Linked DNA regions of Homo sapiens: region 2 is linked to region 1. Evidence: read pairs that join two places in POLR2A ChIA-PET (ENCODE). Cell type or tissue: Panc1. All regions are shown on one strand. Links, peaks and the distances in the headings refer to the core of each region. The heading gives the core; the rest is flanking DNA. Region 1 overlaps MAPKBP1 (mitogen-activated protein kinase binding protein 1). Region 2 overlaps TYRO3 (TYRO3 protein tyrosine kinase).

What was found. Peaks named below come from ENCODE experiments on the same cell type or tissue, not always from the same donor. Only the 100,000 strongest peaks of a DNase experiment are listed, where the experiment ranks them.
Region 2: POLR2A ChIA-PET joins it to region 1 with 8 read pairs; 5 of 35 experiments call an interaction of 5 or more read pairs at or near these places.

The regions. Positions count from the first base shown.
Region 1 is chr15:41,784,290-41,789,666 of GRCh38, forward strand. All of the region lies in intron 2 of MAPKBP1 (mitogen-activated protein kinase binding protein 1), which reads left to right. Among named protein-coding and RNA genes, the nearest start is that of MAPKBP1, 12 kb to the left of the region's middle. In Panc1, for the core only: no CTCF peak of the experiment used is centred there; no DNase peak of the experiment used is centred there.
Region 2 is chr15:41,583,152-41,588,528 of GRCh38, forward strand. It overlaps TYRO3 (TYRO3 protein tyrosine kinase), which reads left to right. Exons shown (of 19, transcript NM_006293.4): 19 at 1-438. Among named protein-coding and RNA genes, the nearest start is that of TYRO3, 27 kb to the left of the region's middle. RefSeq lists a silencer at 2,318-2,427. In Panc1, for the core only: CTCF peaks have their summits at 2,611 and 2,814; a DNase peak (open chromatin) is centred at 2,700; H3K4me3 peaks cover 1,083 bases; H3K27ac peaks cover 1,432 bases.

The DNA of each region.
Region 1 (5,377 bases), core at 137-5,136:
TCACTGAGATACTGCCTCATGACAAACCTAGAACTGGCTAGTGAAAAGAGCTTCTCAAGAGTTAATATGAGCTGGACACAGTGGCTTGGGCCTGTAACCCCAGCTACTCTGGAGGCTGAGGCGGGAGGATCACTTGAGGCCAGGAGTTCAAGACTGGCCTGGGCAACATAGCAAGATCCCATCTCTAAAAGCTTTTTTAAAAAAATTAGCTGGGCCGGGCGTGGTGGCTCACACCTGTAATCCCAGCACTTTGGGAGGCCGAGGCGGGTGGATCACAAGGTCAAGAGATCTAGACCATCCTGGCCAACATGCTGAAACCCCGTCTCTACTAAAAGTACAAAAATTAGCTGGGCGTGGTGGCGCACACCTGTAGTCCCAGCTACTCGGGAGGCTGAGGGAGGAGAATTGCTTGAATCCACAAGGCAGAGGTTGCAGTGAGCCGAGATGGCGCCACTACACTCCAGCCTGGCAATAGAGCGAGACTCCGTCTCAAAAAAAAAAAAAAAAAAAAAATTAGCTGGGACTTTGGGAGACCAAGGCGAGCAGATCGTTTGAGTCCCAGAGTTCAAGACCAGCCTGGGCAACATGGCGAAACCCTATCTGTAAAAAAAAAAAAAAAAAAAAAAAAATTAGTTGGGCATGGTTGTGCATGTCTGTAGTCCCAGCTACTTAGGAGGCATGACGTGGGAGAATTGCTTGAGGCTAGGAGTTCTAGGTCTAGACTCCCTCCCAGGGCCATTGTGAGATTTAAATGAGATTTAATGAATTTGAAAACACATTGTAAGTTTTAAATAACTTCACAGCTATAAGGGGTTGCTAATACTATCAGTGTCTGAGATATCTAGAATACCAAGGAATTTTCTTCTAATTTGTTAGCAAGATTTTATTCCTTCAAGTTTCCATTTGTGAGAGGTCCTTTTTTGTAGGCTCGCCTCTTCTGTTCCAACATTTTTAATCAGCCTTTCTGCATGGCTTTTTATTGTGAACTATCTTCAGTACCTTTTTCTTGCCAATATTCTAACTTGTATCGATAATACTGACCAAAAGGAAGGCTTAGCAGAAATTCTTTTTGATACTAACTTGTGTGTAATGTATTTCAGGACTATGACTATGATTTTGGGGGGAATTTTTTTAAAATGTCAAACCAGTGAACTCCAGGAGTAGAGGGGAGTCCTAATTTTTTCTTTATCTGTTTAGAAACCACCGGGGTGATGAGCATGCTTTTTAACAGCAAAAGCTTCTCTAGATGTAGAAATAATTTTTTTTCTTTTGGGTCTAATTTATATTGACAAATAATTTGAGAAATGAATTAGCCTTTTGTCTAAGAATTTACAGGCCAAGTGAAAATGTGACGTGTGTTAATTAAATAACCCGTTATTTAAGTTTCTAATGTTGTGACCAGAGTAAAATAATCTATTAAAAAATTTTTTTTTGCTTAAAAAAATAAAGATACATGAAGATGTGAAGATATAGGTGCAATCATACCCTTACACTACTGGTGAAAACATACATTAATCCAACTTTCTTAGAGGACAATTTGGTAATATCTATTAGAAAATTTTGCATATTCATACCTTTTGATTCAGCAGTTATAATTCTGGCATCTTATTCTGTGCAGACACTCATACTGCACGAAGGTGTATCTAATTGAATTTTTTGGTGTTATTCATAAGAGTGAAATTTTGAAGTTATCCAGGTACCTATGAGTAGGGGATTGGTGTACATCAATAAGATGAAATTCCTTGTACCTGCCAGAAAGAATGAGGTTAATCTATATGTACTGATGTGGAAGAGTATACAAGATATCTTGAATGGGGGAAAAAAGCAAATTGTATAATACTTTTTTATGTTAATGATTATTTATATTTTTGTTAAAACATATATATATGTTAGTATATGCATACTAAAAAATGAGGCTATAAATACCAAACTTGTTAATATTGGTTATCTCAGGGAGGGATAGTAGATTATGATGGACTTTCACTGTCTCCATTATATATTTCTGTAATGTTTAAATTTTTCACAAAGAGCCTGCATTATTTTTGTAAGTAGAAAAAAAATAAAGATGGAAGTCTCTCCAATTTAAACATGTGTATTTCATATGTAAATCTAAGATGTTTAAAATTTAAAATCCGTATGCTCATTTTATTAAAGCAGTTATGCACAAATGCTATTGAAAAATATATCTGGTATAGCCGGGCGTGGTGGCTCACACCTGTAATCCCAGCACTTTGGGAGGCCAAGGCGGGCGGATCACAAGGTCAGGAGATAGAGACCATTGTGGCTAACACGGTGAAACCCCGTCTCTACTAAAAATACAAAAAAATTAGCTGGGCGTGGTGGCGGGTGCCCGTAGTCCCAGCTACTCAGGAGGCTGAGGCAAGAGAATGACATGAACCCGGAAGGCAGAGCTTGCAGTGAGCCAAGATTGCGCCACTGCACTCCAGCATGGGCGACAGAGCCAGACTCCGTCTAAAAAAAAAAAAAAATATATATATATATATATATATATATAGGTATAATAAGCTTTTTTTGTTTTTTAAAGAAGTAATAGGACATAAAAATATTTTCTTGAAGATTAATGATTAGCTTGTTGAATTTGAGACAATTCATTTCCTTTTTTCTTTGACATTGAGTCTTGCTCTGTCGCCCAGGCTGGAGTGCAGTGGCAGTATCTCCGCTCAGTACAACCTCTGCCTCCCAGGTTCAAGCGATTATCCTGCCTCAGCCTCCCGAGTAGCTGGGATTACAGGCGTAATCCTGACCTCAGGTGATCCATCTGCCTAGGCCTCTCAAAGTAGATTTTTTTCCTGTTGGGATTACAGGTGTGAGCCACTGTGCCTGGCCAGTTTCTAATATCTTCAAAAATATCTCCTTGGTTAGCTTTGATAAATATTTTTTGATACTTTTTGAAGTACATGTGCTTTCTGAAAAGATTTGTTACAACTAATACAGAAAAGCATAAAGAAGAAGAAAAATTATCCATAATTCCAGCACCTAGAGATAACACTGTTCTGATTATCAAGGGCATTTAAAGCTCTTTTTGATCAACATAGTCGCTTTTATTTTATTTTATTTATTTTTGGGTGGGGGGCAGGGACAGAGTCTCGCTCTGTCGCCCAGGCTAGAGTGCAGTGGTGTGATCGCGGCTCATTGCAGCCTCTGCCTCCCAAGTTCAAGCAATTCTCCTGCCTCCGCCTCCCGAGTAACTGGGACTACAGGCACCCGCCACCATGCCCAGCTAATTTTTGTATTTTTAGTAGAGATGGGGTTTCACCATGTTGGCCAGAATGGTCTTGAACTCCTGACCTTGTGATCCACCCACCTCAGCCTCCCAAAGTGCTGGGATTACAGGCATGAACCACCACGCCCGGCCGCGAACACATTCTTTAATTATAACTTAGGTCAGATTTGTGAAGAGCCATGCCATGCATGTCTTTACTAAAGTCAGGGATAAGAGTGTTCTGTTTGTAATCATGTATGGCACATGGATTATGTTATTCAGGCCTTCCTCTGTCTTTCTGGAAAGGCATCAGAATCTTACTTCCTGCCACAACTTCTAGGGGTGGCATTGATAAATAGTTGAAGAATTCCCTAGGAGGTAAAAAAAACTTAATAAGATTAACCAAAGAGTATTCATAAAAATTTTAAGTTTTTTATTTTAATTAATTAATTAATTATTTCCCAAGACAGAGTCTTGCTCTGTTGCCCAGGCTGGAGTGCAGTGGCACTATCTCAGCTCACTGCAACCTCCGCCTCCCAGGTTCAAGCAATTCTTTTGCCTCAGCCTCCCAAGTAGCTGCGATTACAGGCACGTACCACCATGCCCGGCTAATTTTTGTATTCTTATTAGAGATGGGGTTTCACCATGTTGGCCAGGCTTGTCTTGAACTTTTGACCTCGTGATGCACCCGCCTCGGCCTCCCAGAGTGCTGGGATTACAGGGGTCAGCCACCGCACCCGGCCATGATTTTAAGTTTTTTAAAAATGTTTTTGAGTATTTAAAAAATTGATTCAACAAATATATATTAAACACTGTGCCCTGTGCTATAAGCATACAGTTATATGAGATACAACTTCTGCCCTCCAGGAGTGTGTAGACTGGTAGGAGAGATAAGACAAATCCATAAAGAATAGAAGTTCTTTACAAGGTTCTAAGCAGTGCATGCCATGTGAATGATGCAAATTAGGTGCTGCTGTAAGAGTACGGAGGAGGAAGGAATCATTTCTGGCCAGGCGATCACAGAAAGAATCAGAGGGGATGTGACATTTGAGCTGGTCCTCGAAGGAAAGGTAGGATTTCAGTATAGGGTAGTGGAAGGGAAGGTTAGAAGAAGCATATGAGCTATAAAGCCCCAAGGCTTCTTTCCAGAAAAATGAATAGTCCAGATTGACAGATGCACATGATTCAAATAGGTGAGTAGTAGGAAATAGAATTATGAGAAGGGCAGAGTTCATTAATGCTAGGCTAAAACATTTATATTTTATTTAGTTGACAGGAAGGAGTGACTGAAAAAGTTTTTGGGCAGGGGAGAAACATGGATCAAAGCTATGCTGTGGAAAAATTACACGCTGATGGGTTGGAGGAGGGGAGGAAAGAGTCTATAGTAAGGAAATTGATTAGAAATCCATTGCTATATCCAGGAATGTGTTGAAGGCCTAAACTGGGGTGTTGGCATGAAGTGAGCATTTTGTAGAGAATAGGTTGAGGAAACCTTCCTTCTTCCCTGGAGAGTTTCATGGCATAAGTTGTGTGATTGTAGGGGCACTGAGAGCCCTCCACACTCCCCTTTTTGTTCCAGGAGACACATTCACTTTGCACACTTAGTCCAGATAAGGAACAGTTAATATTCTCACTGGTTACAAAATAGAAAAGCAAGAGTTTAAGAAAATCAGGTGTGTAGAGGAATTAGATCCTTTTGATGACCAGATTTTTAGCTCATAAAGCTTTGTTTGTGGTTCTGGTTTTGCTGTAGTACTGTAGAGAGGACTGACTTTAGAGGAAAAAAAAAAACTACAACTCCACCCCCACCCGAATTCTGCATGCTTACATTGAGATAACTCCTTTTCTTGCCTTTCTGATAACTGTGGAAGAGAAAGAGAGGGCAGAAGGGCTGTACCAGGCACTGTAAAAGCTGTTAAATCTGCTCTCTGGACTTGGGCACGTGCTGATGACTGTACTATTAATATAACTGGGTCCTTCATTCCCTCTCCCTCTAGTCTGACGCCTTCCTTACCTCTTCCTCCATCTGCATACGAAATCAGCTTCTCCTGCTTCTGACCCTGCAGTGCCAGTTGGCTTGGAAATGGGTGTCTGCTGTCTATATTTGGCTATAGCATAGGCTGGACATGGGCAAGCTCTGACCACATGGGATAC
Region 2 (5,377 bases), core at 146-5,145, 200 kb before region 1:
ACAACATGCTAATTTTTTGTATTTTTAGTAGAGACAGGGTTTCACCATGTTAGCCAGGATGGTCTCGATCTCCTGACCTCGTGATCTGCCCGCCTCAGCCTCCCAAAGTGCTGGGATTACAGGCTTCAGCCACCGCGCCCGGCCCAGTTTTTAAGTGTTGTAGAGATGGAGTCTTGCTTTGTTGCCCAGGCTGGTCTTGAACTCTGGGCTGAAGCGATCTGCCCACCTTGGCCTCTCAAAGTGCGGAGATTACAGGTGTGAGCCACCACACCCAGCCAGAATTTCTTGAATAATCTGTCTCCATTTCTCTATATAGCCTCATTGATCTATCTAAACTCCCATATCTATTTTGGTTGCTAGACTGTTCATCCCAATTACATGTGCCAGTGTCACTGCTACACTAATTGAATTACTATAAATGTATAATGTTTTCCTATATGTTCGTGGTACATTTTTTTTGCAACGTTCTCCCAAGGTCTGAGGAACACTATGTCAAGGCATGGCATGAAAGGAATACAGGTCTCCCAAGGCTTTAGAGAAGAATGATTTGTTCATGGTGTCACAAAGCAAGGGGTGAGGGGCACAATTGGGATGAAAACCCAGGGATCTACGTAATTCCTCCATCTTTCCACTGCCCCAGAGTGGGAAGGTAGGGGTAGCTGAGAGGTTTTGAGGACCAGAGGATAGCGGGGAGTAGTCTGGATAGACTTTTCTGTCTCTAAGTCCTGTTAACTCCACTCTCCTATTGCTTTTGCATGGGTCCCTCCCCAGCTATCAGCATCCTGAGGCCTCCTCTCTCACCCAGAGTATTGCAACAGCTGTGCAAACCTTCCTGACGAAGACCAGGTCAGCACTCCTTTGGTTATGAAGCCGCTGCCCCCAACACCTGTGGAATTTGTCTTCAGGGTTCTCCTTCCTGTTTTGTAATTATAATTATCTCGAGAGGCCGAGGTGGGTGGATCACTTGAGGTCAGGAGTTCAAAACCAGCCTGACCAACATGGTGAAACCCCATCTCAACTAAAAATACAAAATTAGTCGGACATGGTGTCATGCGCCTGTAATCCCAGCTACTCTGGAGGCTGAGACAGGAGAATCGCTTGAACCTGGGAGGCGGAGGTTGCAGGGAGCTGAGATTGTGCCACTGCACTCCAGCCTGGGTGACAGAGCAAGACTCTGTCTCACAAAAAAAAAAAAAAAAAAAAGGCCTGGCGCGGTGGCTCACGCCTGTAATCCCAGCACTTTGGGAGGCCGAGGCGGGCGGATCACGAGGTCAGGAGATTGAGACCATCCCGGCTAACACAGTGAAACCCCGTCTCTACTAAAAATACAAAAAATTAGCCGGGCGTGGTGGCAGGCGCCTGTAATCCCAGCTACTGGGGAGGCTGAGACAGGAGAATTGCGTGAACCCGGGAGGGGAAGCTTGCGGTGAGCTGAGACTGAGCCGCTGCACTCCAGCCTGGCCTGCAGAGCGAGACTCCATAAAAAAAAAAAGAAAAAAAAATTATCTCTCCCCCTTCCCTTTCCTCTCCATATAAGTTGTGTGCACACAGGGACCTGTCTTTTTTATTATGGTATCCTCAGCGCTTTCGCACTTCGTAGGCACTCAATGAATATTCATTAATTGGGTGTGGGGGTAAGGGAAAGGAGGGGTCTAGTAAAATTTATAACTGGCGATTTGGTGGTTGGTGAGAGTATTGAGTGCGTGCCTAGGGCGCACAGGGGAAAACACTGGTAATATTTACTTCACGAGACCTTTTTAGAATTAACTAAAAGTATCTAAGGGCCTAGAAGAGTTCCTGACAATTGGCCAAAGTTCAGTAAATCTTAGAGAACACTCCTCCCCTTTTCTCCAAATTCCTCAGTTTTTCCCCAGGGTAGAGCAAGAGCAAAGGAGAGAAGCCTTTTGGGCCCTCCCTAAGCCACAGACAGGTTGGGGAAGCCTCTGGATCATTAAAAGGCAGAAAATAATTTTACATTTGGTCCTCTAAAACCCCACAAGCCCCAAATCAGAAGGCTGTGCCTGGACTTAGCTCGAGCGAGCCCAGAAGCACCTGGTGGGATACGCAGCTGTGCCCCAGGCATTTCTACCCACGGGCTCCGGCCAGAGAGGCTCGCGCTAGGCGGGCTGGGCCCGCGGGACGAATCCTCACCTCTGCGGCCCACTCGAGAGCGGGGCCACACGCGGGCGTCACACGCGCGGTCACGAGCCGGTTTGCCCCGCCGGGGCTTGGCCGAGGCCGCTCGGCGGCGGGCAGGGAAAGGCTTGGCCTGGCCGGCGGGACACCAGCGCCTTTGTCCGCGGCGCAGAAGGGCCCCAGCTGCGGACAGAGCCGGCGCCCTGCAGGCCGCGGGGAGGAGCGCGGCGGGCGCAGGCGGTGGCGGCCCGTGGGCGCGGGGCCCCTGCAGGGACGGGGACAGACGCGCACGGAGCGGGAGCCCGGCAGCTCCGGGTCTACGGGATCCATCCTCCCAAGGGTGCCCGAGAACACTCCATCGTCGCGGAATGCCCGCGCTTCTTTCGTTAAAGCTGTCTTTGAGTTTGCCTCCTCTGGTGGTAAAAGTTAATTCCACAAGTATTGACTTGGCCCAGAGTAATAGCAAAGAACCGTGAGCCTCCCGTTTTTACGCCCTAGGGGCTCACGCTCTTGGAAACGACGAAAGCGTTGCCTGTTTGTCAAGAAAACTAAGGAAAAACAGAGAAGAAAGCTAAGACGCTCTACAGACAGTAAGCGCCCTGGAAGGGAGATGAGAGCTAGGTGGGTGGGGCCACGTGGCCGAAGTGGAAAAGGCCCTAGTGGTGGGGCTGGGAGCTGTGGGATGCCACATGCCAACAAAGTCAGCAAATGCCTACGGGGCAAAACGAAGATGAAGAGTCCGAGGGAATCCCTAAAGCCAAAAACCACAGAATGTTTGGTAATCATTACCATTCAACAAACAAACTTTCCCTCAATATATTTTTTAAGGTTGACAGAAATAACCCTTTATTAAAATGAAATGTATATAACAACATATAACGTGGATGAAAACAATACATGTGATCCTTAAACTATTTAAAATTTCTTTTCTTTTCTTTTCTTTTTTTTTGAGACAGAGTCTCGCTCTGTCGCCCAGGCTAGAGTGCAGTGGCTGTCGGCTCACTGCAACCTCCACCTCCCTGGTTCAAGCGATTCTTGTGTCTCGGTCTCCCAGCACTTTGGGAGGCCGAGGCGGGCGGATCACCTGAGGTCAAGAGTTCAAGACCAGCCTGGCCAATATGGTGAAACCCCGTCTCTACTAAAAATACAAAAATTAGCCAGGCATGGTGGTGAACGCCTGTAGTCCCAGCTAGTCGGGAAGCTGAGGCAGGAGAATCTCTTGAACCTGGAAGGTGGAGGTTGTAGTGAGCTGAAATCATGCCACTGAACTCCAGCCTGGGTGACAGAGGGAGACTCTGTCTTAAAAAAAAAAAAAAAAAAAAAAAAAAAAGGTAAGACCTGCTGGGCTGCATTCCCAGTAAGTTAAGGCATTCTTAATCACAGGATGAGATAGGAGGTCAGCACGAGATACAGGTCATAAATACCTTGTTTTTTGTTTGTTTGTTTTTGAGATGGAGTCTCACTCTGTCACTCAGTTGCCCAGACTGGAGTGCAGTGGCGCAATCTCGGCTCACTGCAACCTCTGCTTCCTGGGTTCAAGAGATTCTCCCGCCTCAGCTTCCCGAGTAGCTGGGATTACAGGCATCCACCATCAGGCCCGGCTAATTTTTGTATTTTTGTAGAGGCAGGGTTTTACCATGTTGGCCAGGCTGGTCTTGAACCCCTGACGTCAGGTGATCCTCCGGCCTCAGCCTCCCAAAGTGCTGGGATTATAGGCATGAGCCACTGCGCCGGCCAGACCTTGTTGATAAAACAAGTTGCAGTAAAAAAACCGGCTAAAACCCACCAAAACCAAGATGGCGATGAGAGTGACCTCTGGTCGTCCTCACTGCTACACTCCCACCAGCACCATGACAGCTTACAAATGCTATGGCAACATCAGAAGTTACCCTATATGGTCTAAAAAGGAGAGGCATGAATAATCCACCCCGTGTTTAGCATATCATCAAGAACTAACCATAAAAATGGGCAACCAGAAGCCCTTGGGGCTGTTTTGTCTATGGAGTAGCCATTCTTTTATTCCTTTACTTTCCTTATAAACTTGTTTTCACTTTATGATCTCGCTCTGAATTCTCTTTTGCAAGATCCAGGAACCCTCTCTTGGGATCTGGACTGGGACTCCTTTCCAGTAATGTAACCGCCCAAGGTGTTCACCTTGCCTCCTGCCTAGACAGAACCAACTTATCACAACCTTTTTGATAAATTGATAAATTTTGATCGCTCAGCTTATATTCAGTTCTTGTTAATCCCCTAAGCAGGAACTAATTTACTGGGGAGGGATTTAATGTTAAAGTTGGGCATAGGTCTACAAGTCAGCCCAAGAGGATTCCTCACCTCATTAAATCTACTCACCACTGCCGATGAAAAATATATTAATCCTAATGTCTGGTCCAAAAAAGGAAACCGAGGGAAATTCCAAGTCCCTCCGATCCACATCAAGCTAAAAACCCCAGGAGAAGTAGTAAGAAGGAAGCAATCCCTATTCCCCTAGAAGGTAGGATAGGGTTGAAACCTATAATCAAAGACCTTATTAAGGATGGGCTTCTCGAGCCCTGTATGTCCCCTTATAACACCCCAATACTGCCAGTCAAGAAATCAGATGGGTCATACCAGCTACTACAGGACCTTAGAGCTATCAACCAAATAGTCCAGACTACCAACCCCATTGTCCCCAATGCTTACACGGTTCTTAGCAAAATTCCATGTAATCATCAATGGTTTACCATAATAGATTTGAAGGATGCTTTTTGGGCATGTCCCCTGGCTGAAGATAGCCGAAATATATTTGCTTTTGAATGGGAGGATCGCCACTCAGGGCGGAAACAGCAATATCGAGATGGACGGTCTTGCTCCGACGGTTCATAGACTCTCCTAATCTTTTTGGCCAAATTTTAGAACAGGTACTAGAAAAAGTTGTCATACTAGAACAAATATGCCTTCTTCAGTACGTAGACGACATTCTTATATCTGGTGAAGATATAGAGAAGGTAACTGACTTCTCTACACATATTCTTAGCTATCTGCAGTTTGAGGGGCTATGAGTCTCAAAAAGAAAGCTTCAGTATGTAGAGCCCGAAGTTAAATATTTAGGCCACTTAATAAGTGCAGACAAGCGAAGAATAGGGCCTGAATGAATCGAGGGAATGGTGTCCCTACCCTTGCCTCAAACTAAATAAGAACTCAGGAAATTTTTAGGGTTAGTCAGATACTGCCGCTTATGGATTGACTCATGCACTGCACA